Linked DNA regions of Homo sapiens: region 1 is linked to region 2. A link is a loop called in an ENCODE intact Hi-C map of the cell type or tissue named here. Cell type or tissue: heart left ventricle. All regions are shown on one strand. Links, peaks and the distances in the headings refer to the core of each region. The heading gives the core; the rest is flanking DNA. Region 1 overlaps CDHR3 (cadherin related family member 3). Region 2 overlaps ATXN7L1 (ataxin 7 like 1).

Evidence for each region. A loop is a pair of places that touch in the nucleus more often than their neighbours do. Peaks named below come from ENCODE experiments on the same cell type or tissue, not always from the same donor. Only the 100,000 strongest peaks of a DNase experiment are listed, where the experiment ranks them.
Region 1: it touches region 2 in a loop (5-fold over the local background); 78 of 110 quality-filtered maps call a loop at or near these places.

What each region holds. Positions count from the first base shown.
Region 1 is chr7:105,998,914-106,015,277 of GRCh38, forward strand. CDHR3 (cadherin related family member 3) reads left to right here. Exons shown (of 19, transcript NM_152750.5): 7 at 2,549-2,697; 8 at 5,585-5,774; 9 at 13,947-14,118; 10 at 16,198-16,300. It overlaps LOC107986833 (a long non-coding RNA gene), which reads left to right. Exons shown (of 2, transcript XR_001745316.2): 1 at 1-537; 2 at 1,510-2,079. Among named protein-coding and RNA genes, the nearest start is that of CDHR3, 44 kb to the left of the region's middle. RefSeq lists a silencer at 10,648-10,837. In heart left ventricle, for the core only: CTCF peaks have their summits at 10,758 (motif pointing left) and 10,971; a DNase peak (open chromatin) is centred at 10,748; H3K4me3 peaks cover 512 bases.
Region 2 is chr7:105,753,494-105,769,857 of GRCh38, forward strand. The region is part of intron 3 of ATXN7L1 (ataxin 7 like 1); the gene reads right to left. Among named protein-coding and RNA genes, the nearest start is that of ATXN7L1, 110 kb to the right of the region's middle. RefSeq lists enhancers at 13,300-13,359, 15,464-15,965, 15,966-16,364. In heart left ventricle, for the core only: a CTCF peak has its summit at 6,910 (motif pointing right); a DNase peak (open chromatin) is centred at 6,937.

The sequences.
Region 1 (16,364 bases), core at 7,021-15,020, 250 kb after region 2:
CTGCCCATTTCTTTTGTATTTACTCAGTCCTTTTCCACCTGGTGCTTGGCAGTGTCATGCACACCTTGGGCACTTACTGAATACTCATTCATAGTGGTGAAGCCATCCATGGCTTCCCAGCATTCACACCCTTCCCTGTGAGTGTGGCCACTGGCCCAAGCTCTGGGGGTCAGGTGTTACGGGGAAGAAGGATGTGGGAATACAAGTGGTAGCAGAGCTTTACTGTGTCAGGGTAGCTGCATGGCACCTAGCTTCACTGTGCTTTGAATAGCTCTTAACTGTGGTCTCCGTTGAATGATATTTTATACATACCTGTATCTTGGATTCAAAAATCAAATAGACTAAAGATTTTATCTCCTGCCAGGCTTAATGTCAGGTTAGCCAAGGAGAGAATATTTCGCCTGAGGAGCTGCATCGTGGCCAGTAGCCTGACCAGTTCCCTTCGTGGGGATCTGGGTTCCTGGAGCACCCAGCATGGACTAGATGAGCCTTCAGAGCAGAGTTTCTTAAACAGCGGAACTGCTGGCATTGAGCCAGGTACCCCATTGTAGAGGGGTTGTCCTGTGCATTGGAGGATGTGTAGCAGCATCTCCAGCTTCTATCCCCTAAACATCAATAGTAGCTGTCTCCCCTAGTTGTGAAAATCAAACATGTTCAGACACCACCCCCGGCCCCCCAGCTGAGAACCACTGCCTGAGAAGGAAGGAGGGATGATGGGAAGAAGGGGCTTTTCCTCCCCAGGTGTCCTCTCTCTGTCCCGTGGGGAGGCTGGGAGCCTGTGGTTGCCACCTCTGGCATCACCTTATAATCATCCTTCCGAAACATTAAAGTCTATGCAGATTAGCTGGGCATCTTGTGAAAAAGCCAGTCCTGGTTCAGAGGGCTGGGGTGGGTGGGCCTGAGGTCTGCATGTCTAACCAGCTCCCTGGTGATGCTTTTACTAGGAGCATGCTTGGAGCAGTAGCTCATGGCTGTGTGATTAGCACAGGCATCTTAGTGGCCTCTTTTTTGGAAGTTAACAGAACCCGCTCATGATGACCAAAGCAAAAACATACTACATTAGCAACAGGGGCATTCACAGAAGGGACCGAGGGGCTTGGCCCAGCCTGGGGGCGCTGGGGCCATATCCTTCCCTCCTGGCTCTGGTTTTGGCTCCTGCCATCCCACCTCTTTGGCCCCATTCCACTTTGTCTATTCCTAGATCCATCAGGGGCAGCATTACAGATTGCCTGAGAAGGGGATATGTCAAGTAAGGGAAAGGATGAATGGGCCTGTTTCAGTGGGACACTGGGGTGACCTTAGGCTGAACATGATTACTCTCCTCCAGCAATGGAGTATACCCACAGAAGTCCACCTTGTGAATAGATGTGGGGGGACCCTGGATCCAGGGAGGAGCTCTGGTAGGGAGGGTTGGGGTGAAGCCCTGGTTCCTGCCTTTCTCTGACTGCCCCTGACTTAGCTATTGATTCCCTGCCATTTCTCCTTCCTCTGGCCCTACCTACCTTATAGGGATGGTGAGATAGCACAGCAGAAATATTCTGAGCTCACGAAAGGAATGCCGTCACTTAGATCTGAGAGGTACTATACCCCTTTCAAAGAAGATCCCACATGGGAAGACCTCCACTTGGGTAACTGGGAAATTAGAGGTGACTACTTGCCCCACTGAAATGATTTTCCCTCAGCAAAAGGACTTCCTGCAGAGTTGTTTTAAACAATAAGCCTCCCTTAGAGCATTCAAAATTACTCAATGTATAGTTAGTTAAAACTCCCAACCTATCAGTCTCATTACTGGCCTGTTCCAAAGGCATTGGTGAAGGTCTGAGGAAGATGGGTAAGTTGGTGATTTGGGGTTATCTTGCAAGAAGGACAGTGATGGGGCCTGGTCTTCTTCAGGGGACCTATTTCTCAGTTCAGAGAGCTGACCTCATGATTAATGCAACTTGGAAAGGTGCACGAGTTCTGTGCATAAATTCTATATCCTCAGGCAAAAAAAAAAAAAAAAAAGACAAGGAAGAAAAAAAAGTGAGCAAACACATGAGAATAGAGAAGCTTTACAATTTTTCTGGCTTCTGGTGGCAGCCATGGGATGGGAGTCAGGAACAAGGGAGGGAACCCGCAGCTCTGGACATGACCCTGGCATGTAACTCTGGACACAGTGATATCTAAAAGAATCCAGGGACATCTGCACAAAACGTGGGAAAATGAGAAAAGATAGCTGGATAGGCCACCTGTCCTTATTTCAAAAGACGTTAATGCCAAGGCTGATCTGAAATGACATCAGGCAGAGGTGCATAGAGTCAGAGACTGTGGCCCATGTAAATTGTTGCAATGACAGCGTGGTACTTTCTTCACATCCACAGGGATGTGGTCTTTGGGGATACAAAAGCCAGCCACCCCTCCTTTCCACTGCTGTGCTCTCCCTCTGAGCATGTTGATGCAACTTGAACAGCTCTGCACTATATTTAGCACTAACCAAAATACCAATCGCCTAGATGCTACCTTCCCGTGCCCCTGGAAATTAGCTGTGTCTGCTGTATCTCTGTTCCAGCCCGACACGAGTGTACACAGTCCTGGAGGAACTGAGTCCAGGAACCATCGTGGCCAATATCACAGCGGAGGATCCTGATGATGAAGGTTTTCCCAGCCACCTCCTCTACAGCATTACCACTGTTAGCAAATATTTCATGATAAATCAGTGTAAGCCACTCACTTCCATCCTTAAGTGCATCCTCTAATTCAGCCATGTGGATTGTCTTACAATGTAGTTGTCCCTCGTTACCCATGAGAATTGGTTCTAGGATGCACCGTGGATACCAAAATCCACGTATGCTCAAGTTTCTTCTATAAAATGGCTTAGTATTTGCATATAACCTATGCATGTCCCCCTGTATATTTTATATTATCTCTAGATTCCTTATAATACCAAATGCTATGTAGATAGTTGTTGTATTGTTTAGGGAATAATGACAAGAAAAAAATGTCTGTATATGTTTAGTGCAAATGCAGCCAGCCATTTATTTTTCCTGAATATTTTAAATCCTCAGTTGGTTGAATCTGAGGATGCAGAACCCATGGATACAAAGGGCCAATTGTATTTTTCTTATCTTCTGGTATTGGGCATGTCTTTCTGTCTGGGGTCATCATTGGTTACCAAGGTAATAGATGTATTATAAGCAGCTGGCATGGGGGTTGGGCAAACTAAACAGGGTTGACAGCTATGTCACCCTTCACCTTTGTGGGGGATGGGTGGGGGGCAGTGAAGAGATTTATTTTCTTACCCATTGTTAGGCTTGTGACTGAGACCTCTATAAAAAAAGACAGATTAACAAGAGAAAAGCATACGAATTCATTTAATGTTAAGTTTATGTCACACCAGAGCCTTCAGAAATGAAGACTCAAAGAAACAGGGAAACCCATGTGTTTTTATGCTCAGTTTGATGAAGTGAGTAATTATGGAGAAGTATGATTGGAGGACAAAAGGGTGTGATAAACCTGGGAGAATTTAGCAAGGTCCGTTTGTTCAGATTCTTCCTGGCATCTCTGTCTTCCAGAATAGGATGTTCCTTTCCTCCAGTTATAGGTAGGTTACCTCTGGAATGAAGCTCTTATGACTGCTTCAAAACTGCTGTTTTCTCAAATGCCAAGGTGCCATATTTTGGGGTAATATGTCCTGAATCCCATCACCTTTTTCTCAAAGGCAGGTGTGTAAGGATGGATGGGTTACTTATCCTGAGGGTTCCCTGAAGTCTTCTGAAGAGAGGGGCTATATTAGCACTGTCCAATAGGAATAGAATGAAGCCACTTACGTAATTTCAAAGTCTCTAGTAGTCACATTTTTAACAAGTAAAAAGAAATAGGAGAAATTAATTTTAATTAGGTATTTTTAACATGTATAAAATATTGTTTCAACATGTTATCAATACTTAAAGGTCATTCATGGCCAGGCATGGTGGCTCATGTCTGTAATCCCAACACTTTGGGAGGCTGAGGCCAAAGGATTGCTTGAGCCCAGGAGTTTGAGACCAGCCTGGGCAACGTAGTGAAACCCTGTCTCTACTAAAAGTTTAAAAATTAGCTGAGTGTCATGATACACACCTATAGTCCCAGCTACTCAGGAAGTTGAGGCAGGAGGATCCCTTGAGCCCAGGAGTTTAAGGCTGCAGTGAGCTATGATCATTCCACTCTACTCCAGCCTGGGTGACAGAGCAAAAACCTGTCTCAAAAAAAAAAAAAAAAAAAGTGATTCATGAGATATTTCATATCATTTTCTTTGGTACCGAGTCTTGGAAGACTGTTGTATGTTTTGTACTTACAGTACATCTCAATTTGGATTAGCACCATTTAATTGCTCAATAACTCTCATGTGACTAGTGGTAACTGTATGGGACAGTGTCATCTTGGTCAATCTGCCAGACTGATGGGAGTTATTTTTCCATCTGAATATCTCTGAAGGGGACTTCTCTGCTCTTCTATAACCATCTTTTTCTGGGGCCTTAGTACACACCAGGCATTATGCTGAGTGATTATTCACATACATCTCATCTCAAGTACTCAAGATAGCAACTCAATGAACTATCATCATTCACATTTTACAGATGAGGAAACTGAGGCCTAGGGAGAGCCTCAGGCAGGTCAAACAATTTGTTCAAGGTCTTACAGCTTGTAGGTCATGAAGCAGAAGTACCAACCTAAGCTGCCTGATTCCTCGGGCCTGTCCTCTTAACCACTACCGGACTGTCCCACCTTTATAAGTCCTGATTGCATCACCAAAAAGGACGTCCAGCCTTAGACAATGCCAGAAAAACAATGTCCTGTTGGCTCCTTAGGCTTTCGGGCAAAAGACACCTATTCCCAGGAGAGCCAGGCAAAGGCAATAATTGTGCACTGCCTCTGAAAACATCCTGATGCCCTGTCAGCTGATAGTGTAGGGACAACCATGGTTGAGAATTCTGTTCACTCTAGTGTTGCGAAATTCAACTTTTAACAAGTAGAGTGAGGTTTTTGGTTTTTTTCTGAGCATATTTATTAAGATTTTTTGGTTGCAGGTAACAGAAACTAAGGTAAACCAACCTAACCAAAAAAAAAAAAAAAAAAAAAAGAAAGAAAAAAAAGGCAGGCACATCTATCAACAGGATTCTGTGCATCTCTTAAGAAAATGTAAAAAGATGGGGACATAGAAAGGATGTGACCCAGTGCTGCTCCAGGGACCTTGGTTCTGTAGCTCCACTATTAGCCTGACTGATCCTCCAATGTGTGCCTTTCAGTTATAAATTCTCCAATAAGAGAGCCCTCTGGGTCAAGCTGGAGTCAGTTATTCACCAGTCCAGTCCACTCTGGGCAAGGGCCGCCACCAGGGACCCAACTCTGAAGTACAGTGTGAAAAATCCTAGAAGGGTCAGGCCAGATACCCCAATGAATGTCTAACACAGGAACTTAATGGGTTTTCAAAAATGTATTTGTATAGAGATTATGCTCTGCATAAGCTCTTCCTCATGTTCGAATGGTCTTTTCCAGTTTTCTCCAAGTTTCTGTATTCCTTTTCATTTCTCTTCAAAGGGTCACGTTCTAACCTTTGCTTTCTCAGTGACTGGTACAATCCAAGTGGCCCAAAGGATAGACCGAGATGCAGGTGAATTGAGACAAAATCCCACCATTTCCCTGGAAGTTCTAGTGAAGGACAGACCATATGGGGGTCAGGAGAATCGCATCCAGATAACCTTCATTGTGGAAGACGTCAACGACAATCCTGCCACATGCCAAAAGTTCACCTTCAGGTATGCACACTTTGAAAGTTGGGCTGGACATTCTATCTCTTTGGTGGCCCTCTGCCCTTCTGCTTCTCTGGTATATTCTCAGGAGAATTATAAGCATTTGGAGAAACAGCTCAGTAGAATAAATCGATGTGAACTGTTCACTGTTGTCCACAGGTTTCCTTGTTATCGTCCTTTTTTCTTCCCTCTCTTTCATTTTCCTTCTTCATTATCTCCCTTGTTCACTTTCTTACTCTTAAGAATTATTTTTTATTTTGCTCCCTTCTATATCTGGCTCATCTCTGTTGGTGAAAAGGACCACAGGGACTTGTTAGGCCCTCCCTGGACTGTGCCTGTTCTTTGTTTATTGCCACGGGTGGCAAGATGGGGCTGTTAGTTAGCAGTTATAATAGACGTTTGAGACTTAGGATCAGTGAATAGGAACTCCCAGGAAAACATACCACCAGCCAGATGAATAAATCAAACCAAGTACTTAGGTAAAACCAAACAAAGCATCGAATTCACCTTACACAACTTAATTGAATATAAACAAAAGACATCCGAAAGGGAAAAAATGCAGATACAAGTGGGATACAAGTGATCTTGTATATTTTGACTCATTCTTTGTCCTACAATCTATTTGCTATTATTTTACAATAAAGTCCCTTGTGATTCTGGGTTAATAAGCTTTTTGAAAACAATATTGTCTTTCTACTATTTTGTCAAAAAGCCACATGATTAGTACTTGCCCATATTAGCCTCGTCTCTGAGGTTTTGTTCCAGCCAGTCTCTGGTCTCCTGAGAGGCTGAAGAGGGCTCTTTGGGAGGAATTGGGGTTGTGGGGAGCAACTCCACAGCAGCCCTTGCTAAGAGACAGCCCTGTATCTGGAGCAAGGCTGAAGATCAGGGTGAGTCTCAGCTCCAGATGTCCCCATGGGGAGAGTCTCCTGAGTTTATCTTTGAGTGGTTTTGTAAGTTTTCTCCAGGCGACTCTGGACATAGACCCAATACATGCAGAGGACAAAGGACCCTAGACCAGGATTGCCTAGGAGAAGCAGGAGAAATAGAAATTCCTTTATTATACTCATGAATGTCTCCCTGTTGTCCCAAATGGCATGCCCAGTATAATGTTAAAGGATCCATGTGACCTCGAGTCTGATATCAAAACGGTTAAACTCTGTTCTGGATGCACCCCTGACTTATCCCTTTAGATCCAGTCTCCACCCTGCTCTGTGCTCCAAGACGCTGACCTGGATGGATACCGTATTAGACTGTTTTCATGCTGCTGATAAAGATATACCTGTGACTGGGCGATTTACAAAAGAAAGAGGTTTAATTGGACTTACAGTTCCACATGGCTGGGGAAGCCTCACAATCATGGCAGAAGGCAAGGAGGAGCAAGTCACATCTTACATGGATGGCAGCAGGCAAAGAGATAGAGCTTGTGTAGGGAAACTCCTCCTTATAAAGCCATCAGATCTCATGAGACTTAGTCACTATCACGAGAACAACTCAGGAAAGACTTGCCCCCATGATTCCATTTCCTCCTACCAGGTCCCTCCCACAACATGTAGGAATTCAAGGTGAGACTTTGGTGGAGACACAGCCAAACCATATCATCCTGCCCCAGCCCTTCCCAAATCTCACGTTCTCACATTTCAAAACCAATCATGCCTTCCCAACAGTCATCCAAAGTCTTTACTCATTTCAGCATTAACTCAAAAGTCCACAGTCCAAAGTCTCATCCGAGACAAGGCAAATCCCTTCTGCCTATGAGCCTGTAAAATCAAAAGCAAGTTAGTTACTTCCTAGATACAATGGGGGTATAGGCATTGGGTAAATACAGCTGTTCCAATGGGATAAATTGGCCAAAATGCAGGTGCTACAGGCCCCATGCAAGTCTGAAATCCAGCAGGGTAGTCAAATCTTAAAACTCCAAAATGATCTCCTTTGACTCCATGTCTCACATCCAGGTCACGCTCATGCAAGAGGTGGGTTCCCATGATCTTGGGCAGCTCCATTCCTGTGGCTTTGCAGGGTACAGCTTCCATCCTGGATGCTTTCATGGGCTGGCATTGAGTGCCTGTGGCTTTTCCAGGTGCATGGTGCTAGCTGTCAGTGGATTTACCATTCTGGGGTCTGGAGGACAGTGGCCCTCTTCTCACAGCTCCACTAGGCAGTGCCCTACTAGGGACTTCGTGTGGGGACTCCAATCTCACATTTCCCTTCTGCACTGCCCTAGCAGAGGTTCTCCATGAGGGGCCACCCCTGCAACAAACTTCTGCCTGGGCATCCAGGCATTTCCATACATCCTCTCAAATCTAAGCGGAGGTTCTCAAACCTCAATTCTTGACTTCTGTGCAGCCGCAGGCTCAACACCACATGAAAGCTGGCAAGGCTTGGGGCTTCCACTCTCTGAAGCAATAGCCCGAGCTGTACCTTGGCCCCTTTTAATCAAAGCTAGAGCGGCTGGGATGCAGGGCACCAAGTCCCTAGGCTGCACACAAGAGAGGGACCCAGGGCCTGGCCCATGAAGCCGTTTCTTCCTCCTAAACCTCTGGGCCTGTGATGGGAGTGGCTTCCACAGAGGTCTCTGACATGCCCTGGTGACATTTACCCCATTGTCTTGGTGATTAACATTCAGCTCCTTGTTACTTATGTAAATTTCTGCAGCTGTCTTGAATTTCTCCTCAGAAAATGGGATTTTCCTTTCTATCGCATTGTCAGGCTGCAAAATTTCCAAACTTTTAAGCTCTGCTTCCCTCATAAAACTGAATGCCTTTAACAGCACCCAAGTCACATCTTGAATGCTTTGCTGCTTAAAAATTTCTTCTACCAGATACTCTAAATCATCTCTCTCAAGTTCAAAGTTCTACAAGTCTCTAGGGCAGGGGCAAAATGCCACCAGTCTCTTTGCTAAAACATAACAAGAGTCACCTTTGCTCCAGTTCCCAACAAGTTCCTCATCTCCATCTGAGACCACCTCAGCCTGGATTTAATTGTCCATATCATGAACAGCATTTTGGTCAAAGCCATTCAACAAGTCTCTAGGGAGTTCCAAACTTTCCCACATTTTCCTGTCTTCTTTTAAGCCCACCAAACTGTTCCAACCCCTGCCTGTTACCCAGTTCCAAAGTTGCTTCCACATTTTCAGGTATCTACAGCAGAGCCCCACTCTATTGGTACCAATTTACTGGATTAGTCCATTTTCATACTGCTAATAAAGACATACCCGAGACTGGGCAATTTACAACAGAAAGAGGTTTAATGGGCTTACAGTTCCACGTGGCTGGGGAAGCCTCACAATCATGGCAGAAGGCAAGGAGGAGCAAGTCATGTCTTACGTGGATGGCAGCAGGCAAAGAGAGAGCTTGTGCAGGGAAACTCCCCCTTATAAAGCCATCAGATCTCATGGGACTTAGTCACTATCACAAGAACAGCACAGGAAAGACTTGCCACCATGATTCAATTTCCTCCTACTGGGTCCCTCTCACAACATGTGGGAGTTCAAGATGAGATTTGGGTGGGGACACAGCCAAACCATATCAGATACCAACCAACTCCCTTGCCTTCCAGCTTCTAGTTGGCCAATGGGGAGTCCTGGAAAGAGAAGGAGAGGAGGGTCAGGCTCTCTCTTTGTGAGCTGGGTGCATCCCTTCCCTGCCTGAAGATCTCCATTCCCAAAAGCAGCTCTCTGTCGCAGGACCTGCTTCCTCCACTGGCTTCCCTGGGCCTAGTGGTGGTAAGGGTGCTTCACTCTCACGAGCCCTGAGATATTGCACCATCTGATGAGATTTCCATATACTCTGTGAGCACCTTCTTCATAGTCCCTTTACTGACCCCTCCTAGAATGATCCTAATTCACCAGCTGCTTCCTGCTGACACCCCAATAACGTCAGTCACAATCTTAAGCATGTAGTAGGTTCCTATCCCAACCTAAGCCCTACAAGTCCATTAGATGGGTGGGGACAGCTGCATGGGTAGTTAGGATTGTGACTTCCACACCTTTACGTGCATAAATTGAGAGATGTCTGGGCCCAGGGGATGGAGTGGAGACAATTTGCAGCATCACACTTACACTTTCTTTGACATTTTAAATCTGTGCTAGAACTCTTGGGTGGTTCCAGTACATCCTGGGAAGCTCCTGCCCTCTTCTGCCCTCCTGCTCTTCCTTGTTCCTCTGCCCTAAGAGGTAGGGGGTGAAGGTTAAGAAGTGAGAATGCCTGGAGAGGGCTGTGCTGTCTCAAATCTTCCTTGTCCATTTTCTCTCTTCAGTGCATATCTGTTAATTGTATATTTGGCTTCCTGCAGTCCAGAGTCCCCTGGAGTATGGGAGGACAGTTTGCAGACTGTGTTCCATATTAGCTGGTGAAACTGCAATTCGAATATCCTAGACTGTCCAGGCAAGACCAAACAGAGTCCTGCACTTGATAATCTTCCCTCCAGATTAGCCCTGAAGGCCAATGTGAAATCCGTAGCTGGACTAACTGCATTTATTACTGAAGATAATCTAACCAAGGCTCAAGTTCCCTCTTTGGGCTCTTCTAGCGGGAGGAACTCTCAGCCACCCTATGAACGCCAAGATGTGAGGAAGGGCAACGAAAGGGACCCCTCCTCTGCAGTTCCAGGGGCGGAGGTCTTCAGCCTAAAGCCCAGCCTCGCGTCCCAAGGCTGCATAAGGGCGGGTGCGGAGAGGGCTGAGAAGCCCTGACCTGCAGCACCCGCCATCCTCCCAGCCTTATACCTTCTCCAGTCCAACTATGTCAAAGCCAAGCACGCAAGCAGGTCAAAACAGAACAAAGTGACAATGGCATGGTTCTGCCACAGTCTCTGACACTTGCTCTTGAATGTTTGTTCCTTCCTTGGAGGCTGTGGGCGCGGTCTCTGCTGTGGAGTTCTTGAGAGCAGGTGGCAGAGCGGGTGAGGTCAGCGCGGCTGCTGGAGGCGGTGTGCTGTGCTCCCGCAGGGAGGAGGGCGGCGTGGAGGAGGCGGGCGCCCCCTGCTGCCCGCGCGGGCTCCTGCAGGCTCCCAGCCTTTCGTACCGTGGCCCCTGAGGCTTTCCCAGGCTGATGATGAATGAGCCCAGGGCCCGACGGAGGCATCCGAGGCACGTGACAACCCCCGCTCTGGTTGTAAATTGTCAGGCGATTCAGTGAAAGCGCTTTGCAAGCTGTTTGTGAGCAAGAGGCGGAGCAGTTTGGCTGATTCAGAATGGGCTGGACACAGTCAACTTTGCATGGGGAGAGAAACATGGTCTGATGGCTGGGAGCGAGGGCAGCTCGCTTTTGAGGCAGGGATTGCTGAATGAGGGGAGTGGCTTTCCAAGTTAGGCGTTTAGGGGAAGAATACCAACTGTCAGGGACGAATGAGAGAACAGGCCAAGCAGCCCTGGAGGGCCAAGTGAGGAGGCCTCTGTTGGAGTGCCTGAAATGTCTGGCTTCGGGACCTTGGATTCTTTAAATGATGCAATCTCCTGGCTTCTGCAGAGTTGAAATCAAGGCTTAGATCCCCAAACCATCTGTGAGCCTGGATACTTATGCATGGAAGTTAAAGTTTACAGTGACTCTAACACTGCAGAGGATCAAGTCTGGATACATCCACTTTCCTGGACAGGCCTTGAAAATGCTCGGAACCACTCTTTCTTCCCCTGTGCAGTGGGGACAAGAATACAAACCTCTCTGAGATGAGGAAATTAGAGATAGTGTTTTTAAAGTGCTTGGTATGATACAGCATGCAGTTGGTGTTTAATAAGTGGTGTCTCTTCTAAGTCCCTATGAATGAAACCATGACATTGTGCAATCAAGGCAGGAATGTTCAGACTCCAATCCTGCTGAAATACAGAGGTGATCTTTGCCAATGAGGCATCGTGGAGACTCCATTACACGCTCCAGCAAGCAAACCTGTTATCCTCAGTGGCCCATGACCATTCTTGCTGTCAGACTTTGCTCCGTATGCACTGAGCCCAGAGCTGATTTTATCTGCCATGAAAAGAGGATGTGGAACAAAGAAGGGAACAGAGTTTGGTTGCAGAGAGAAGTGTATGCTCCAAGAACCAGATGCTAAGATGGGATTAAATGTGCAAGGCTATTATTAGGGGAGATGCCTGTGGCAGAAAATGGGGAGAGAGATGGACAAGGCTGGGCAAGTCATCAGATCATGATGCAAGGCTGATCTGAGTGAAGGAAAGAGGGAGAAAAGGTAGTTGGACATATTCTAGGCTGCCATGCAGTTAAGGAGTGTTCAGCTAGGGCATTGGGGGTCCTGGAGCCAGTGTCAACTGACATAGGACAGGAATGAGCCTTAGTATCTTTGCCATGACCAGTTGTTGGTACGTGGCCTCACCACAAACACAGTGATGGATTTCAGAGCCCAGCAGCTGAGGCCGATGGTCAGTTATGCTCTCATGGTTAAAGGTCTTCCAGGCACATTCTCATGACAGCCACGATATATTTTTGTAAGAAATTCTACCAAGGCAAAATATGATTAAGATAGGTAGCCAAAACAAACAAAAAAGAAAGAAAAGCCGCAAATTCCTCCCTGCTTGCTCTTTATGCATGCTCCTTTGCAATGTGATTTTGCTATTAGCTCCATCAAGAGATGGGTCTCCTTGAATCTGAGCTTGACCACGTGAATTGCTTTGACCACTGGAGCATTCACAAACATGGCACAACGGAGGCTTGAAAAATGCATGTGCCTTGGGACTTGCCCTCTCTTGTTACTTTTGGAACCAGAGACCTCCATGCAATGAGCCTAGACTAGCCTCCTAGAAGATGAGGACAAGAAGAAGCAGAAATCAAGCACCTTCCCACCACCAGGCATGTGAGTGAGGCCATCCTAGACTGTCCAGCCCCAGCCAAGCTGTCAGTGACCACAGAGACCAGCTAAGCCAAACTAAAACCGAAAGGACTGTGGGAAAACCTATAGTACTGTGAGAAACCATAAATGCTTGTTGTTTTAATTCACTCAGTTTTGGGACAGTGTGTTATGTAGTAAAAACTAATTGATATCATTTATGTCCATTTTATAGATGGAGGAACTGAAACCTGGAGACATGAGAAAGCCCCTCAATGAATGGAAGTCTCAAGGTGTTCATTGGTCTTCCTCAGAGCCTCCTACAGCAAGCTGGGCTTGATCGGAAGGCTCTGAGTTTGGGGGTAGCTTTACTCATTTGTGTTATTTGCCTAAACCCTGGAGTCTACTGAGATCAAGACCCCCGAATTTGATCATTAATAAATCTCTTTTGGATGAATAATATAAAGGTGTTAGGAGGCCCTTCTAGGCCATTGAAGCCACTAGAACAGAAGTCAAGGAATTCTCAATCTTCAAAGCATGGGAAATGAGGGGTACAGGGATTCTCCCTAGCCCAGTTAGAAACTCCTTCAGGCAGGACGTAAAATTTATATTTCTCTTCTATTCTTCTTCACTACTGTGCTAGTCTTATAAGTCTATTGTTCATTCATTCAACAAATACTTATTGAGTGTGCCAAGAAAAAAGCAAAGATCTTTGCCCTCATAGAGTTTACTTTCTAGGAGGGAAATAGAAAATAAGCAGAATAAATAAGAGAAATATATGGTGTACCAGATAATGATGTGTGCTAGGAATTAAAAATAAAGAGGGGAATAGGAGAGGAAGTACCGGGCAGGGAACATTGCCATTCTAGATAGGGTAGCCTCACTGATAAGGTGACATTTGATTAGATAGATGAAAGAAAGTGAAAGTGGGAGTCACGTGAGTATTTGTGGGGAGAGGATTCCACAGCTAGTGCAGGGAAGCTGAGGCCAGAGCCTCATGAAGAGCTCAGGGAGCACCAGAAGGCCAGAGTGGCAGGAGGAGAGTGAACAAGGAGAAGAGCTAGTGGGAGACGAGTTCAGAGAGGAAAAGGAGGGCACGTCATGAAGCGTCCTGCAGATCAAAGGTGGGACTTTGAGTGAAATGAGGAGCCATTTGGGACTTAGGAGCAGAGGAGTGACGTGATCTGACAACATGTTAGCAGGATCCCTCTGGCCGCTGTGTTTAAAATAGCCCAAAAGGTAGCAAGGGCAGAATCAGGGAGACCAGTTAGGAGGTGACTGCAATGACCATGGACTTACTTTGAATTGCAGTTAAAGTAGAGGTGTCTAGCCCAGGGCCCATGTGAGAAGGAACAGTCGATTACCATTTATTGGGGGAAATACTGGATTGTGTCTTTTCACCAGCATTATGGTGCCGGAAAGAACAGCCAAGGGGACGTTGCTTCTTGACCTAAACAAGTTCTGCTTTGATGATGACAGTGAGGCACCAAACAACAGATTCAACTTCACCATGCCATCTGGAGTGGGGAGCGGCAGCAGATTTTTACAGGATCCAGCTGGCTCTGGGAAGATTGTGGTCAGTTAATGGTCATTGCATCATTAAAAGGGCATCGGGAATTGGTCCAACATGCATCATGCTTTTGCTGCCCCATAGAGAGAAATTTCCAAGGTAACCCCCTCTCAGAGCGACTGTAACTGACAGGCTTAATAGTGAGTCTGTGTTCCCCATTCGCTCTTTATTTTACCCTGGTTCCAGGAATCATTTGTTACACATAGTTGTGCCTGGGCTGCTGAGGACTGGATTCTTCCTTGCATAGCATGCAGTTTGTGTGCCTGCTTAGCGTGCCTTCACAGACACGTCAGTGCCCTCTGTGCTCAGGCACTTTTGTTTATTTGAATGCTCATTCCCGGCCCATAGAGCTGTGAGGTGAGAGAAAGCAGGGCCAGGACCTTGAGTATGTCTGGGTAAATTCCACACCGTAGAACCACTGGAGACCAGAGGAGAGTGAGACAGTGAGGATGTGTAGGAAGCCCCCTCCCTGGCAACTTCAAGGGACAAAAGCTGCATTGGAAGAAGGATGGGCATGAAAAGTGGGTCCCAATGATTTGAGTTAGACCTTTCCTTACAGAGCTACTGCTGGAAGGTGGTGGGGAAGGAGAAGAGAAAAATGAAAGGGCTGGGAAAGCAGCAGCCTCAGGGAGGGAAGCCAGCAACCCGCTACCCTTCCCCTCACCCAGCTTTCTTCTCCACCTCCCATCCCAAGCCCTTCTTCAATCCCCAAGAACATCTCACCCAGTTTATTCATAGTACCATCTTAAAAATAATTTCTATTTTTTTCTGTTTAGGAAATTAATACATGTTCTCTGTAGAAAATATAGAAAGCACAGAAAAGCATCACCATTCACTGATAACCAGTGTTAGTAGTTTGGTACATGTCCTTCTTTTCTTTTTTCTATAGATATATTTTATGTGTATTTTATACATATATGCATAGGTATTTTTTATTTTTATTATTTTTTTAAGAGACCATGTCTCGCTCTGTCACCCAGGCTGGAGTGCAGTGGTTCAATCATAGCTCACCACAGCCTTGAACTCCTAGGCCCAAGTGATCCTCACATTTCAGCCTCCCTAGCAGCTGGGACTACAGGAGTGCGCCACTGTGCCTGGCTTATTTTTTAGCTTTTTCTAGAGCTTTTCTCAAGCTCCTGGTCTCAGGCAATCCTCCCACCTCCACCTCCCCAAGTGCTGGGATTATAGGCATGAGCTACTGTGCCTAGCCTGCATATGAATTTTAGATACAGTAGTGCTCCCTTATCCACCGGGGATATGTTCCAAGACCCCTAGTGAATGCTCGAAACCACAGATAGTACCAGACCCTACATATGTTATGTTTTTTCCTTCTATACATAGATACCTATGGTAAGTTTAATTTATAAATTAGGTACGGTAAGTATTGACAATAATAGTGAATAATAAAATAGAAAAAGTATAACAAAATACTATAACAAAAGTTATGTGACACTGGGCATGGTGGTGCACACCCATAGTCCCAACTACTTGAGGCTGAGATGGGAGGATCATTTGAGGCCACGAGTTTGAGGCTGCAGTGAGCTATGATTACACCTGTGAATAGCCACTGCACACCAGCCTGGGCAACAAAGGGGACCCCTATCTCTAAAAAACAATAAAGAAAACCAGTTATGTGAATATGGCTTCTCTCTCTCAAAATATATTATAGTACTGTACTCACTATTTTCAGACTGTGGTTGACTCCAAGTAACTGAAACTGTCAAAAGCAAAACCACAGATAATAAGGGGGGACTACTATAATGAAACAGCCCTGCATATAAGATTCAATTTTGTGCTTTTCTTCAACGAATCTGAAGTTGTGATCCTGTGCTGTTGAGCAATAGTGCTTAATGAACATCTTTGTACATAGATTCTGTCTCCTGGTAAATTATTTCCATAAGTTCACTAGCAGTGAGCAAAGGTATGGTCATAACTTTTTAAAGCTCCTAATTTTTATGGGCAAAGTGTTTGCCAAAAGCGTTTTGCCAATTTATATATCCACTAGCAGTATATGAAAATGTCTCTCGCAGCCCAATAAATAGGATTGTTTAATCTGTATAATCTACTATCTCTGTTTTAATCTAGCTGATTGGTGATCTAGACTACGAAAATCCAAGTAACCTAGCAGCCGGCAATAAATATACGGTGATAATCCAGGTGCAGGATGTGGCCCCCCCTTACTATAAAAGCAAGTATCATTTTGTTTTATTTCATGATTGTCTTTCTTGAGTATCAATGACCAAACTCTGCTG
Region 2 (16,364 bases), core at 3,618-11,617:
TTTGCTTTCTTTTTCCTATCTATGATGTGGTTGTTTCTAAAGAGGTCTGCTGGAGTGTGAGATTGACACAAGTGACTAAAATGGGATCTTTGGGATTAACTTTGGGTTTTTATTATTTATGCTCTCCCTCTCCTCTCCATTACAGCAGACAGCTGAAGACAGGCTGAACCACCCATTCTACACTCTGGAAATAAGTTTACATAGAAAGAACCCTTCTAAGAAAAAGCAACAGCTAACTCATCTTTCAGAGCATCCTTGAGGAGTAAAACTGGGAAAGGATCAGGCAGTGCTGCTCTATGTTTATTGGTATGTTCACTATTTATGGGAGTTTTCTCTTTCAGAATCATATTTTCAGCTTCTTGAGGGCAGGTCTGAATCCTGATGAGGCTTTCTGTCTGCATTAGTGCCTGGGACAGTGCAGTAGAAAGGATGTGGGTTGTAAGGATCCAAAGTTCTGAGATCTAGTTACAGCTCTGCCCCCCCAAAAGCCATTTTAATCCTTCTCGGTCTCAGTTTCCTCTCTGTAAGGTGGGAATTACCCACTGCATGGGAGTATTGTATAGCACAAATTAGACAATCTGTGGGAAAATACTTCTATGACCCAAAACGTGCTGTGCAAGAGGGATAGACTGCGGTAAGAGCTCTGACGTCTCAAGAACTCTATACTGGTTGATTTTCCTGTTGAGGATAGGCAGGCACAGAGCACAGGTGGTCGACCCTGGGCTTCAGACGGGAAAACACTCAGGAGTGGAGGAGAGGGGAAGGACATCCCTGGCAGCCCCTGGAGAGACCACAGACACTTTCTCACTGCCCATCTTGGAAGATCTCTGCACTATCTCTTTTGCTTCAAGCTGTTTGTTAGTCTGGTCCCTTGTTTATTTGTTCTTTTCTTTTCTTTTCTTTCTTTCTTTTTTTTTTTTAAGAGACAGAGTCTCACTCTGCTGCCCAGGCTGAAGTAAAGTGGTGCGATCATAGCTCACCGTGGTCTACATCGTGCAGCATTAGTAGTACAGTGGTGAGCGTAGCTGCCTTCCATAGCTCATCGCAGTCTCAAATTCCTGGGCTCAAGGGACCCTCCCACCTCAGCCTGCTGAGTAGCTGGACTATAGGCATAAGCCACTGCACCCAGCATATTTTAAATTTTTTTGTAGAGACAGGATCTCACTATGTTGGCCAGGCTGGTCTTGAATTCCTGGCTTCAAGCAATCCTCTCCCCGTGGCCTCCCAAAGTTCTGGGATTACTGGCATGAGCCACCATACTCAGTCTATTGGTTCATTTTTTAAATCAGATGTTCACTGAGCACCTACTATGTGCCAAGCACTGTGCCAAGAATTGAGAATTGAATGGTAAGCAAAACCAGGTAAGGTCCCTGCCCTCATGGGGTGGAATCTGGCCTGTTTCTTCCCAAACATGACTTGAGTTTGGACTCAAGCCTATGCACTAAGTCCTGTGGGTACCATCCAGCCCTGGGGACAGACATAAATGTTGTGTTTTAGTGGGATTCCAGATATAAGCTGAAAAATATCAACAAGTTTAGGCCAGGTCCAACAAGGAAAAAAGAAAAGGCAAAACTCCCAGCAACCTCTTTTTTGGGTCTTCCTTCCTGTGCCCTCATCGCCGGTTTCCAGAGTCATACTCTTTATGGTTTTACCCTCTTTTGGAACTCTCACCTAACTCATTCATATTAAGGTGTTTCCTTCTCTAGAAGCACTGAATTTAACAGGGAAAAAAACCTTAAAGAAATGATACCCCAGCTGGAGGGATGTTAGAGGACATCCTAAATCACACCACTAGGGTAGTCATTTCAGAATGGCACTTTCAGGGGCAACAGGTATAGAGGAAATGGGTGCTGGCAGCAGGGATGGGTTCCCTTAAGCAAATCTCTGTGCTCTTTAAACATTACTCAAGGTAAGGAGGGGAAAGGCAGGGAGCAATATGGCTGCCATCAGGGTCCTTGTTTTTGTTTAGAGGAGGTGAGTTTGCAAGGGCTTATTCCATTACTATAAGTGATAACTACATTATTCACTGTATAAATGAACGTGGAAAAAAATAAAGACCAGGGGAGTCTTCTGTAGCCAGAGCCTAGAAAAGCCCCATCCACTGGTCCTCTTTTTAAATTTTTCTCTAATTTCTGACCAAGCTGTCAGACAATCCTACTGGTGAATTTCCAGCTGGAATTTCAATTTCCCTCTTAGTGAGAAAAGTGAGACACATTTTATTATTAGATCCTAATCCCTAAAGTGAAATTCCCGAAAGACTGTTGGTTACGTGAACCCTGAGTAGACTCATTAAAAGAAAAGCTTTGTATTGTAAAATAAAGCATGGGCACTGAACACCACACGAAAGAGATGCTCTGCGTTGGGAGGGATGGGAAGGGCAACATCCAGGTAACCGTCATGCAGGTGGAGACACAGAACTTTGCCAAGCACCCCACTCCATGTGTCTGGTCTGCTTGTAGCCACCCACCTCCCTCCAAAAGTAAGCAGACTCCTGGCTCCACAGTCTTTGTGTCCTTGTGTGTGTTTATGATGTCATCACCCACGCGTGTATCGTCAGAGGCTGCATTTCAGTCCTCCCATTTTTTGCATGCCTTTTAAACTTATTTTAAGTGACCAATTTCCCCCTCATTCTTTTCCTTACAATTTTTCTGTTGAAGACTCTTGCTGTCCAATCTGCAGTTTCTCACTGTCTGGATTTTGCCCTTGATGCATGCCAATATGTCCAAATGCACTCATTTTCATGCAAATAATCACCCATTTAAAAAAACTCTGTTTGCCAGCCATGTTCTTAAGGAGGGCACAACCCACCATAATCACTTTCTCATGAGCATGTGGGCAAAGGGAGTGCTCACAATAGAGGTAATGAGACAGAGAGAAAAATGTGAATGTGATTTATGAAAAAGAAATATATATATTTCCAATTGGAAGCGACCAGGGAATGCTTCTCTTTAATGCCTTTCAATATAGTTTGCTTTAGTAGGAAACACATTTGGAAAGGGATTTGGCATCATGTTGTACTCTAGGGTCCAGGGTTGCATGCATTAGTTTTTATCAAAGATGACTGCATAATAGGAACCTGGATGTAGCAAAAACCTAAGGAATCTAAACCACTAACCAAGCTCACCAAATGTAATAAATATAAATCACAGATGAAAGGAAGATTAAATCTGGCTATTCACTTATGCAAGAAATGAAAGCTTTAAGATTTTTTTTCGTTTTCTAATCTCAGCAGGCAGGCCCATGAACATAATTATTAGTATTTTCAAGGCTTGATCAAATATTGGCTAATAAAGAACTCATTCACTTAACGGTGATGACCTCCAGGTACCTGCAGTAAGTCCAGAACCCTAAATTATATGCTCCAGAGCTACGGCACCTACATGATGGACAAAATAAATGAATAGTGTTATACTAGTAGATGGGAGTTTTTTTTAACACTTAAAATTAAATATGCCTGAATTAAATACCTGTTTCGATTTGCAGAGGGGGAAAAAAGCTCCCAAAAGATGGATATGATAAAAGGCTCCCTTCACACCCAACAGACTACAAATACTACCTTCAAAACCATCACAGCATTAGTTGTACAGTCACGAAAGGGGCCAAAAAGACATAGAGGGGAATAAAAGAAATTAGGCGAGGGCCTAAATGAGCACATGCTCGCTCTCTATTCTTATTTCTTTCCTTGGTTTTCCTAGGGATTGTATTTTTGAAAAAAAAAATCAGGTTTGTGAGGCCTCCTCTCTGCTCACATTCACTAGAGAGAAGGTAAGGACAAAAAGGGATAGGGAGGGAAAAGATAATCACAAGAAGGATGGAGGCAAATTTCACAGGCAGACTGATATCTTCCTTGGGCTCAGGAGTTTTAAAACTCTGCTTGCAAGATTAGGTTCTTGCTTTTATAGTATAGATGGTAAGAGATTTCCAACTCTGATTTTACAATGCTCTGGGGTATATGCAATTATTATGATGTGTGCATTTAAAATTCTCAAAGCCAAATTAATTTGAATTCTTTTTCACCAAAAAGGCAGACATTCAAAAGCTTTTTTTTTTTTTTTTCAGTTACCATCCTAGTCTACCTTTCTGTATTTTTTTTTTTTTTTTTTTTGAGACAGGTCTCACTCTGTCACCCAGACTGGAGTGCAGTGGCACGGTCACAGCTCACTACAGCCTCCATCTCCGGGGCCCAAGGAGCGATCCTCCCACCTCAGCCCCCTAAGTAGCTTGGGCTACAGGCATGCAAAACCCCGCCTGGCTAATTTTGACATTTTTTTTTTTTTGTAGCAATAGGGTCTCATTATATTGCCCAGGCTGGTCTCAAACTCTTGGGATCAAACAATCCTCCTGCCTCAGCCTCCAAAAGTACTGGGATTACAGGTGTGAGCTACCATGCCTGGCTCTTTTTGAAAGATTTGATACTCCTTGGAATTTACCCTGCCTGGGCCCTGGTACACAGTTGCTCTGTTTCAAGGCTAAGTACTTGTCTTCCCAGCTGGCTGGTGCTCTTCTTCCAGGCCCTCTCTGGATCACTAGGAATTCCATAGTTCTTCCCTAAGCCTTTTTTCCATCCTTGTCCCTCTTCCGAGTCCCTACTCCAAAACCCCTCATGGACTGCTCTCTTCTTGAGGTTTCCCACCTCGGCCTCTAAGAGCTATGGTGGAATGAAATTCCTGGTGGGCAGGCTGGGCTGGCTCCCAGCAGTGATATGTGAAGGGGGAAGCAGAACTTCGCAAGGGGAATAAACCTATCAGGGCCTTCCATGCTTCCATCAGCTCACTTCTCCTCCTGGGCTGGGCTCAATCTAAGTATGTTACATCCATGACGGTGATTAATCCTCATACCACCTCTCTGAGAAGCATGATTATACCCATTTTCCACACATGAGAAGATTTACACTCAGTCAGAGCAGGAGCTAGACAAGGCTGGCTGAGCAGTGAACCTTGCTCCCAGCCCGGCTCTGAACCATCACACTCTTCAGTGTGAAGCAGGAGATTTTAGCCTCACGTTTCTGGACATTGGAAGGACTCAAGAGCTTTGGGGTTTGCTCCTTTGGTAGCCAGTGGAGGACAGATCAGTGGTGACAGGTTCTGGCTCTGTGGCCCCCTGCCATGCCACTCTGAAAGGGGGCCCTCCCCTGCCTGTGCCTAGGCCTCCCTGGCCACCACCCAGTTTTTCCATGAGGGTCTACCGCAGAATGCAGGTGTGAAGTCTTTACTCTGTACCTCCCTACACTGCCCAGGGTAGAATGTGCTGGTTCTTCTCAGGACTGTGCCATCTGTAGATAGACCAGGGCCTTAGCCTTCCTTCTTAGCAAACGAAGTGTATCAGTTCATAGGAAACCACTCTGCTGATGACACTCAACATCTGAACACAGGACAGTAAAAAAGGCCCTTGATTTGGGAGGTACGGGGAAGAGAATGGAGACAGGCACGATTCTGTCTTTACATCTTGAGCCATCCCTGCGGAAGGGGGTCCGTGGGGTGGCCGGGGGTGGTAAGGCTTCAAATCCTTTCTTTGAACCATTTTAAAGTTTTCTTGCATGTTGCCTCCTTTCCCCATAAACCCATGTAACACATCACCAACTACTACACAGAAAATGTTAAATATATAATAAATATACTAAATTATATAAAAATATTATTTAGTGGCCTTTTTTTTAGTTTATTCTTACTTTTTTTTTTTTTTTAATCCAGGTACCCAATTTTATCAGCCACGTTTGGAGTAATGGGTTGATGAATGTTGATACAGTCATGGGGTTTCATTTATTCATTATGTCTTCCTTCTTCTGTGGGAGGCAGCGCTGAGATGATAAATGCTGGGCTCAGATCCAGCTTGGGCCACTCACTCCCAAGATTCATACACAAACAGACCAGCTTGATCAGGGCCCAGCAGGGAGGTGAGGCTTAAACCTCCTCGCTGGAGGAGGAGCCAATAAGAAGACTGGCAGCTTGGATAGTGAGTGTGTGTGTGTGTGTGTGTGTGTGTGTGTGTGTGTGTGTGTATGTCAGAGTGACCTATCCCAGGTGGATGCTGGGAGTGGTGGCAGGAAGTGGGGTGTGATCAGAGAGACAGGAAAATGCTCAGAGAAATGTGTGATAGCTCAGATAGGTCTCAAACCACAAGGCCCTGTCTACACATCCAGCACGATTCCTTCTGGAACACAGGGAGTTAAAGATGAAACAACTCTAGAAACTGAAACCAATTATCCATGGCAATTTATTAAATAACTAAGGTTTCTAGGCCTTATTAAAATAAATGTTTAGTGTATTTTCTTATTCTCTGACATTCAGTTCTTTACTTGTCAGCACCTGCTGGCAGCAGCTGGAGTAATCTTACCAATTTTGCCATATGTGCAAATCAATTTGATTTCCGCCCCCCCCAAAGATAGAAATCAGTAAAGTGATTAAGTTACAATTAAGGCATGTCATTGAAAGCCCAGATAACATGAAAAGGCTGAGGAGGAATCAGCTGGAGGTCACCAGTGATTTCCTTCCACCCAGGTTAAATGATTTTCCCCCCTCATTCTCCTGCCTGCTCTACTGCATGTGACACTGTGGATGAATCAACAAGCCTCCTCCTACTTCTGGGAAGTCTCTCCTTTTTCTGGCTTCCATCATGCTTTCCATATGCCAAGTTCTCCTCTTGTCACTCATACTGGCCCCCTAACTGTTAATCTGTCTGTCCATCTATCCAACCATCCACCCATCCAATAGATGTTTAATGACCCAGTGTGTCATGCACTGGGAAAAGTGACAAAGGATATTTATGTATGGTTTTACAGTTAAAAAAATGCTTTTCCATATATTATTTAATTAAATTCCTGCTACAACCATATGAGGGGGCTGTTAGGATCCCCATTATTTTATATATGAGGAAACAGGCTCTGAGAGGATCTGCAATTTATTTAAAACAGCACAGCCAGCAGGTGGCAGGGTCTAGACATGAATTCAGGTTTTCATCCCATTAAGAATTCCTAATGGTACTCTCCTATATACTGGTGAGGTATAATTTCTCAACTAGCCTCACTGTTCCTAATGAAATGTCACGCTCCAGCTATCACGTATTAACTGAGACTATGTTAGGCTCTGAGGGATGCAAAGACTGAGTCCCCATCCTCACAGAGCTTGTGGCTGAGTTGGGAAGGCAGACATTAAACATTTCTGTTCACACAAGAAATACTTGTTTTCAACATATAAGGGAGAGCTCATCTAGTTGTGAAAATTAGGGGAGTCTTCCAGAAGGAAGTAATCATTAAGATGCAGTCTGAAGGATGAGTCAGAGTTAGCTTTGGAAAGCGGGGATGAAAGAAAATCACATGTACAGAGGGAAAAGCATGTATGTGCAAGGGCCTGTGGCAGAAAGACCCAATGTGCTGAAATTTTGAAGGCCAGCTTGACTGGAATATAGACAATGAAAGGGAGCCTGGCACAGGATGTGGCCCAGACCACACAAGACTTTGTAGCCATGATAATGATTTTTACTTTTAGCTTAAGAGCAAAGGGAAGCCACAAGTCAAGAGAATGACATGATGAACTTTGATTTTGATTCTGACTTCTGCGTGCAGAATGAATTGTAGAGGAGCAAGAGTGGAAGCAGGAACAGCTGGAAGGCTTTTGCAGTTGTCCAGGTGGGAATTGATGGCAGCTTAGACCAGCTTTGTGGTGGTGAAAATGAAGAGAAGAACCCCACAGGTACCCCCTGCTCTGCTCAAGCCCATTTCCTTACTAGATCCTGACACCAGAGTGTGCTCACGAATTTGCAGTGAATGGAAGCTTGTCCACACTTCAGGGCTCTGCTGGAGTCTCCTCTTCCAGGAAGCCGTCTCCAGACAATGCCAGTCCTCTGAGATCTTTCAGAAGTTGTACGTCTCTTCTGCGTTTTCCATTCTCACACCTGATGCTTCTCTATGGCTTGGCTGCTCTCTGGTCCACTCCTGGAGATGCCTTCATTTCTCCTGTTGTCTTGCTTTCTCCCTTTGGAAAGTAAATGCTTTGTTGGCATTTGCTGAATGGTATCAACATGGCTCCTTTGGAAATTATATTTGTAAATGATTACTCATGCCAATTGCCATGTTTCCCCCTAAATTAAACACTGGTTGCTTAAATGCGTCTTCATGATCTTGTTCTATCAAAATGTATGTCCCAATTTTTCCATTACTTCCTCTAAACTCTTTTCCATATTTCTCCTAGTAGAAAGCAGTTTCAGGGGGAATGGAATGGCGGTGGGGTGGGGGCAGGAGTGCAAGACCTGAATTCCTATACCTTTTTAATGGGGTATTTGATTAATCCTTTTCATGGGCACCATTATTCATGCCTTGATAGAATCTCATTTTATAGCTCTTAATACATGGACCCAATTTATCCACATCACATTGTATTCTAATACTTGTCATCCAAGTTATTAGCTATCTCCTTCTCAGTGTAAAATCATCAGTAAGTTTGATTAGCTTATTCCCTGGGGATGATAGGGGAGATAAGAACAGACACAGTACAATATGACCCCAAGGGCTCTGCATTCTCAAAAGAAGACTGCTACATGGAATCCATTTATGGAGCCAGGGTGGCCAAAACAAACATCCACCCCATGGGAGGGACTCTGTGCAACCCAGGAGCTGTAGCCATGAAGGGCTGACTGCTGCCATTACTGGCAGGACTGAGCTATCATCCTAAGTGGGATTTTAATAAAAAATAGTGGGGTTCTTCCACCACCTGCTTAACACTCCCTCCCAATGACTTTCCTGAGAATCACAGCCCAGAAGCTTCTCTTTACTCCTTGACACCCTTCTGCCTTCAATCCCTGTTCTTTTCCTACTGGGCACCTGGCAGGGCGGACAACCTAGAAGGAGATGCACAGTGCTGTGTACTGCTCTTTCTCCAGCACAGCCTTGGGTCTAAGCCTCCAGCCCTGTCTTTCTCTTCTCTGGAACCAAATCTGAGCCTTGGGACTCATAGGTGGCTTTGCTTTTGTAAGCAAAGTCACTCTTTAGCTTGAAAGAGAGAAGGGGCCTGCACAACCCCTATAGGATGGTAGGCTCCAAGCCCATGGAGAGTTTCTAATGCCCCTTCCCCTACCCAATCACCTTTCTTCAGCCCAATCAGGTGCATCCCTATGGCCCCAATGGCTGCAGCCCTCCTCATCTTTACACCAAAGGCCCTGTCAATGATTCTTGTGCTTTTCTGAGCCTGGCAAGAGTCTCACTGAGGTGACACTCTTCCTTTCCAAAGGTGGAGCCCAATTCCCTTCCTGCAGTGTGTGGGCTGGACTTAGAGACTGATTTCTAATGAACAGAATAGAGTGGATGTGACAGCGTGTCCTTTCTGAGACTAGGCCATAAAAGGCATTTTGACTTTCTCCCTCCCTCTCTTGGGTTGTTGGCTCTCAGGGAAGTCAACTGCTATGCTGTGAGCAGGGCTGTGGGGAGGCCTAAGGTACTGAGCACCAGGAACTGAGGCCTCCAGCCAACAGCCATGTGAGGGAGTCATCTTAGGAGTGGGTCCTCCAACTCCAGTTAAGCCTTCAGATGAAAGCTTGACTGCAGCCTCATGAGAGACTCTGAGCCGAACCACACAGCTGAGCCACTCCCAGATCCCTGGCCCACAGAAACTGTGCAAGACAACACAGATTTGTTGTTCTAAGCTGCTAACGCTGGAGTCATTTGTTATGCGGCAACAGGTTACTAACACACTCTTCCTACTTTAGGGTAAGGCTCTCGTCTTCTCCTCCCCTTCAATTCCCTTCTTAGGTTCTATTTTCATCTCTTCTCTCTTGAGGATGTCTGGTATCCCTGTTGCCCCCTCCACTGACCCATCCCTCTGTGTCCACTCAGTCCTCACAGTCTCAAGGACTCTTTCCCAAGAAGGGGGAATGGAGGAGGGAGGAGCTCCCCAGGACCTGGGTTTGCAATTCCACTCTTGCCTGCCATCCAGAGTGACATCTGGCATTAGGAGAATGACTTTTTTGCAGAGGGCAGTCTTCCTCAGGCCATGAGGCTGCCTCTTGTTTTTAAACCTGGGGGCATAATAACTTCAGCCAGGCCCACAGCCAGCATGAGAAGACTTTGCAAACATCATGTTCCCCTTTGTATCATATGCTCATCTCCTGTGCCCTTTTTGCTCATCTGCAATTTCTGCAAAAGGTCATGTCTCATTTCAGCTTTGCCATTAAGTGCATTTGACACTAGGTGGGAATTCCAAAACTGGATGAAGATGCAATCTGGCTTAAATGCTGCAAGGTGGGCCGCTATACTTCACCCCAACCAGCTGTGTCCTGCTAGCATAGACACCCATGCAGGAGGTGGCAATCTGATAGTCACTTCCTTCATAATTATACATGGGGCAAAATGTAGTTTTTTTTTTGTTGTTGTTGTTTGTTTGCTTTTTTTGAGATGGAGTCTTGCTCTGTCACCCAGGTTGGAATGCAATGGCGTGTTCTCGGTTCACTGCAACCTCCGCCTCTCGGGTTCAAGTGATTCTCCTGCCCTAGCCTCCCAAGGAGCTGGGATTACAGGTGCCCGCCACCATGCCCAGCTAATTTTTATATTTTTAGTAGAGATGGGGTTTCACCATGTTGGCCAGGCTGGTCTTGAACTCCTGACCTCAGGTGATCCACCCGCCTCAGCCTTCCAAATTGCTGAGATTACAGGCATGAGCCATGGTGCCCGGCTGTAGTTTTTAACTAAAAACAAAAAAATCCAGGTAGCTTTTCCATCTGGTCAAATCCTAGTAATTTTTACAAAATCAATCTCAGTTTAACGGAGCAAAATCAGACAGAGATAGATGTCAATTTTCTAGAAGGCTTGGCAAAGCTTAAAGAAAAAAAAAAAACCACAATGGACCTAAGCAGTGGAGTGGACCCCAAAGCAGTGGTTCTCAAAGTATAGTCCCAGGGCCAACAGCATCAGCGTCATCTGGGGACCTGCTAGAAATGCACATTCTGGGGCCCCAACCCAGATCTACTGAATCAGAAACTTGGGATGGGGGAGCCGCAGTTGATTTTAACAAGCCCTCCAGGGGATTCTGACACATGACTACAAGTTGCGTATCACTGACTTAAAGGATTAAACATCTAAATCATTCATTCAGTCATAAGCTATTGACTGAATACCCACTATTTGTCAGACATGGTGAACTCTGGGGCAATGTGGAGGAATGAGAGGGAATGTCTTCCTCAAGGAGTTCACAATACTCTCTTCCCTTGCTTTATTACAAAGCTTGAAAAGAATGCAGGAATCTGAAGACATAATCCAAGGAATGGAAATTATTCTTTATATGTAACTTTTCAATGGACAGGAGGCACATCAAAATTTTTTTTTCCAGGAACGATCATACTCTCAAAATAGTAACCTTTCTAAAGTAAGTAAATGTGTGGGTTTAATATATCATGTACAGCTGGCTCAGGCTTTTAGGCTTAAAAAAAAAAAGATTATGAGATTCCACCATGAATGAAATGCAGGATTATTTCAAAGATTCACTTAGGCATCTGTCTGTCTTAATGAACAAACTATTCAGTGTTACCATCTTCCTTGAAGTAGGAGTTCTTGCCACCTCTCTTAAAATAAGTCTAGGCCGGGCGTGGTGGCTCACACCTGTAATCCCAGCACTTTGGGAGGCTGAGGCAGGTGATCACTTGAGGTCAGGAGTTCGAGACGAGCCTGGCCAACATGGTGAAACCCCGTCTCTACTAAAAATACAAACATTAGCCAGGCATGGTGGGGCATGCCTGTAATCCCAGCTACTCAGGAGGCTGAGGCAGGAGAATTGCTTAAACTCAGGAGGTGGACGTTGCAGTGACCAGAGGTGGCGCCACTGCACTCCAGCCTGGGTCAGAAAAAAAAAAAAAACCCTCTAAATAAGTCATAACAGCTCATTTGTATTGTGTGCTGGGCTTGGGATATCTGTATTCATTAACTCATTTGATCCTTCCCTGATCCTACAAAGTAGATGCTGATCCTACAAAGCAGATGTAGCAAACACATACAGTCTGCAGATGAACAGAGTCTGAAAGAGGCAGAAACAGGAACCCAGACTCATCTCTTAACCCCAGGCAAATGATCCTCCTGTGCTGTCTCTCATCCCCCTTGGGTCATCTTGCTGCTCATTAAACTACTAATTGGGAAAACATAAAAGGAAATACTACTCTCCCCTAAAAGGTTTCCAGTATGAAATCCCCGGCTAAAGCTTAAACTGTGGGATTTATTTTGAAATTTTAAAGTTCATGCTAGATTTCTCCTTCAATACCATAGATAATGAAGAGCTGGCTATAAACTTCTTATGGTCACCAGCATTAGTAGCCTGTGTAAGAATCCGATCCATGCTCAACAGATCCTGCTTGGAGACGATGCTCCACATTTCCTCCTTTCTCAAGGTGTCTCAAAGATGCTTATGGACTCACTGTAATACTATCAGAGTAGATGACTTTCCTGTATCTGGGATGAACTTGAACTGATCCAGTCAAGCCTGGGCCCTTGTGACCAAGGATGTCTAGTTAATCTGGCAGCTGTGGGGATGAAGAATGTGACCTATGGCCACAGAAGAAATCAAAACTGTCTGGCTAGACCAGAAACACACTCAACCCTTTGGCATAGGCAGGAGGTGTGCCGAGGGGCTGAGCTCATTCGCCACACAGGCTTATCCTTCATTTACAAAGGAATCGCAGGTCAACCATGTTTTGGCAACTAGATCAGGAGCCCTCTTCTGCCTATTGCATCCTTGGACATAATCTGGTGGCTTTATCGATATATAAGCAACAAATTCAAAGTCCACGTGGGCTGCGTAAAAAACTCTGAATGTATCTCTCAAGCCACTTACAGTGCGTGCAACGTGAAGGAAACTGAAATGTATGCACCTTTCCCACTGACTTTCTGTAATCAAGTCTTTTTAGCACAAAAAGTTCAACTTCCATCTGTTTTTAAGTCAGGGATGCTTGTTGGTTTGTGCCGAGACATTGATTTGATTAGTAGCATTCTGTGGAACTACAGACATGAGATGTTGAGCTCACAAACGTATGATTCATTTCGGAATTTTGAAATGAGAAATGCACCTATCAATGACACAGAAGCTGGGAGATTCTGAGAAAGCATTTCATGCATATAAATGGGACATGTGATGAAAAAATATGCTTATGGTTACAACCCCGAAGCCAGGGACCACCCCACTGTGCTCTCCACCCTCGAGAAGTGACGGCTCCAAGGGAAACCGCTGGGATTAGACGATCCTGTGTTTGGACACCCATATGCTGCCTCATTTATCTACCTGTGACAGGGACAGTGCTGGAAGAGAATCAAAAGATGACAAATTGCTTCTGGTTTTAAAGGAGCTGTTCAGGCTGGGTGTACACCCAGGGGGAACCAGCTTCCGTGCCAGGAGCCATCACTTCATCCCAGTCTAAGGCCACATTTTGGCAAACATCAACCAGCAGATGACTGCTGTCTCCTTTCACCAGTGGATTCAAAGACGCTTGCTCTGAAAGCCCGAAATTCAGTCTTTCTGAAGACGTGTGCAGCAGAGAGCAGATCTGCCCACACACTGCAGTGAGGCAGGACGGCGGGCAGGAAGCAAGGGTTCCAGATGACAGGGATTTTTCCCGTGTTGAGGCAGACAGATAACAGGGGAATGATTTTGCAGGGGAATGACTCCAGAGCAGAGAAAGTATAATATCAGTAAATGACCCTAGAAAAGACTGATACAAGTGAAATAAGTGCACAAAAATTTCCAAGATGCTGGCCACTGGAATCCGCTTTTGGGGACACAGAAGCCCCCAAGATTCCAGCTTTCCTGGGGGTAGAAGGGAGGCCCACCGGGAGTTTCAAGAGGGTCCACCTGAGCAAAACCCGGCCCTCCATAAGCCCCTATACTCGCCAGCCCCTGGTCCAGCCAAGGCCATGTATCCATCCAGCTACGATCCTTGCTGCTTCTCTCCCGCCATGCGTCCTCTCTGGGAATGACTATGTAATTCATGGTTAACCCACTCAGTCCTCTGGAGGTGAGCTTTCCTCAGCCAGTCCAGCTTGTTTCTTCTCTGCCATGTGCTGAAATTCACAAGGCCAGAGAAGTGCCTTGCTGTGTTTAAGTGTATAGATGTCTGGTGTTCTCCTACATGTTGCAGTCCTATTTACTTATTTTATCCTCCTGACAACCTCTGAGACAGGTACTATTATTACCCCCATTTTGAGCTTGATGAAATTGAGGCACAGAGAGATGAGGACTGGCTGAAGGTCATACAGCCAGTGAATAGCAGAGCTAAGGTCAAGCCCAGATAGCTTGGCTCCAGGGTCTGGCTCTTTCAGAACCCCTCTGCTGCCTCTCCGATAGAAAGCTCCTTGAAACCCAGCAGCTGCAGCCCATGTGGGCACTGGCTTGCTCAGGCCTTCCTCCTTCTCCAGTCCACCCCTCTGGAGTTCGACTGGTACTCAGGGCTGGAGTGCAGAGCCTGCAGTGTGAAAAGACAGAGGCTCATCTCCAAGCCCCTTATTTGTTTCTAAATTCAGGCCAGACGTCTAAACGTTTGTTTTGTGCTTGTTTTGAACATTCCATCGTGATGCCCAAGGACGCTTCATAGATGATCTCTCTGTTCTCCTTAGTGAGCATCTGGCCCCCTCTCCTCAAACCTCTTGTCTCTGGGAACACTCTTCCTGCCACCAACTGATGTTCCCTGCCTAACCTCATTACACATTTCAGCTAAAAATGCCTATTTTCCATGTGGCAGTGAGGTATAATTATAGCACAAGTTACATGCCAAGGCATTTTCAAATTTATCATTTCTAATAATAACCTTGGTATATAACCACCATACCCATTCCATAGATGGGCAAACAGAGGTAGGAGGTCATAGCAAGGTTGCAAGGGACTCCCAAATTGCCAGGTCACTTGAGCCACTTGCATACAATTCTCTCTCCAGATCGCTTTCTCTCAACTTCCTATTCAACAAACTTATCTGTGGCCTAGGAATGAGAGACGTTAACAGGATCAAGTTGTATCTGTGCCTGTACTCCAGCTCTCAGAATACTAACAAGCGACTCTAAGCTTTGGTGGCAAGGTTATCAATGCTTAGCTTTCAGCCAAAACCCATCACGAGTAGGTTTACATGCATGAAACATGTACTTGGAGTTTTTGGTCTGCACAGTTCTCTTATTACCCATTGTAACTAATCAGAATGCTGAAGGGATTTATTCCCAGCATCTGCTGAAATGACCATAACTTTTGTTCTGATAGAATCTTCTGGCCAAGCAATGAAAGGGTAGACTAGAACCTACAAGAAGACGAGTAATCTTCCTTCAGAGTCAAAATCGTAAAACTGGTTTTCAAATAGTTATTGCAGAAAGCTTGGGTCCTGAGTAAGGAAGATAGAAGACAGCTAGAGGATGTATTCATTGCATGTAAATCTAGAATTAGAAACTGTAAATGTTGGAAGTTTCATAAAAGTAAATTTGCCTCCTGTACTGGGTGCATTTTTTTGCTGCTCTGTAAGCCTTTTCCCCCCCTGGGGTCTCTATCCATGGAAAATGCAGTTGTGGGGAGTCAGGAATCCTGACTTCTAGTCCCAGCTCTGCCCCTATCACTTGTGTGGCCTCAGGCAAATCACTGAATTTCTTTGAGCTTCCAAATCTGTGAAACCAGTTTCCGCCAGTGTACCTTACTGAGTTGTTATGAAAATGAAAATGAGTGAGCTACAAGAGTGCTTTGGAAACAGCAAGATACTGTAGAAATGGAAGATATTTCTATAGGCAAATGATCAAGCTCAAAAGGCAGTCGTGAGTACAGAAGACTCTCAACTGTTTTCAGAGGAATCATCTTCCAGAGACATTGCTGAGAAGTGGCTTCTGGAAGCGTGACCATGGAAGCGTGACCATGCCAGTCTACCTCACGGTATTCAAAAACAGGCGACGGCACACTATTTTGTGTGTTTGCTGTCTCTACTCGTGTTCGTGCTTGACTCTCTTATCCCACCACTCAGGCAATGCTTGGCCCATAGTGGGTGATCAGAAATGTGAGACAAATTAAGGAATGCCAGCCTAAGTATTTTAGTCCCCCGAGCACAGGAAGTTTGTTGGTGGGAAGGAATGGGGGCGAAGACGGGAAATTTCTGGAAGCCTGAGTGTAGGGTGACCGGCTGACTCAGGCCTAAGGGATTTCCCAGGACAAGATGGTCATTCTACCTGGATGTCCTATTTGAATATCCACTTTGCTTCCTCCCAGTCAGCAGGGCATACAGTATCTGAAGAGAAGACTGGTAGAAGGCATAAGTGTCTCTGAGTTCCTGAAGAGTAGATCCCTAGGGATTTATAGCCTGGGCATTTTCTTTTACCTTTTTGTCTCCTTAGTTTCAATAGGTGGCATCATCTTTTCACCATCAGGAATCCCACAGAATCA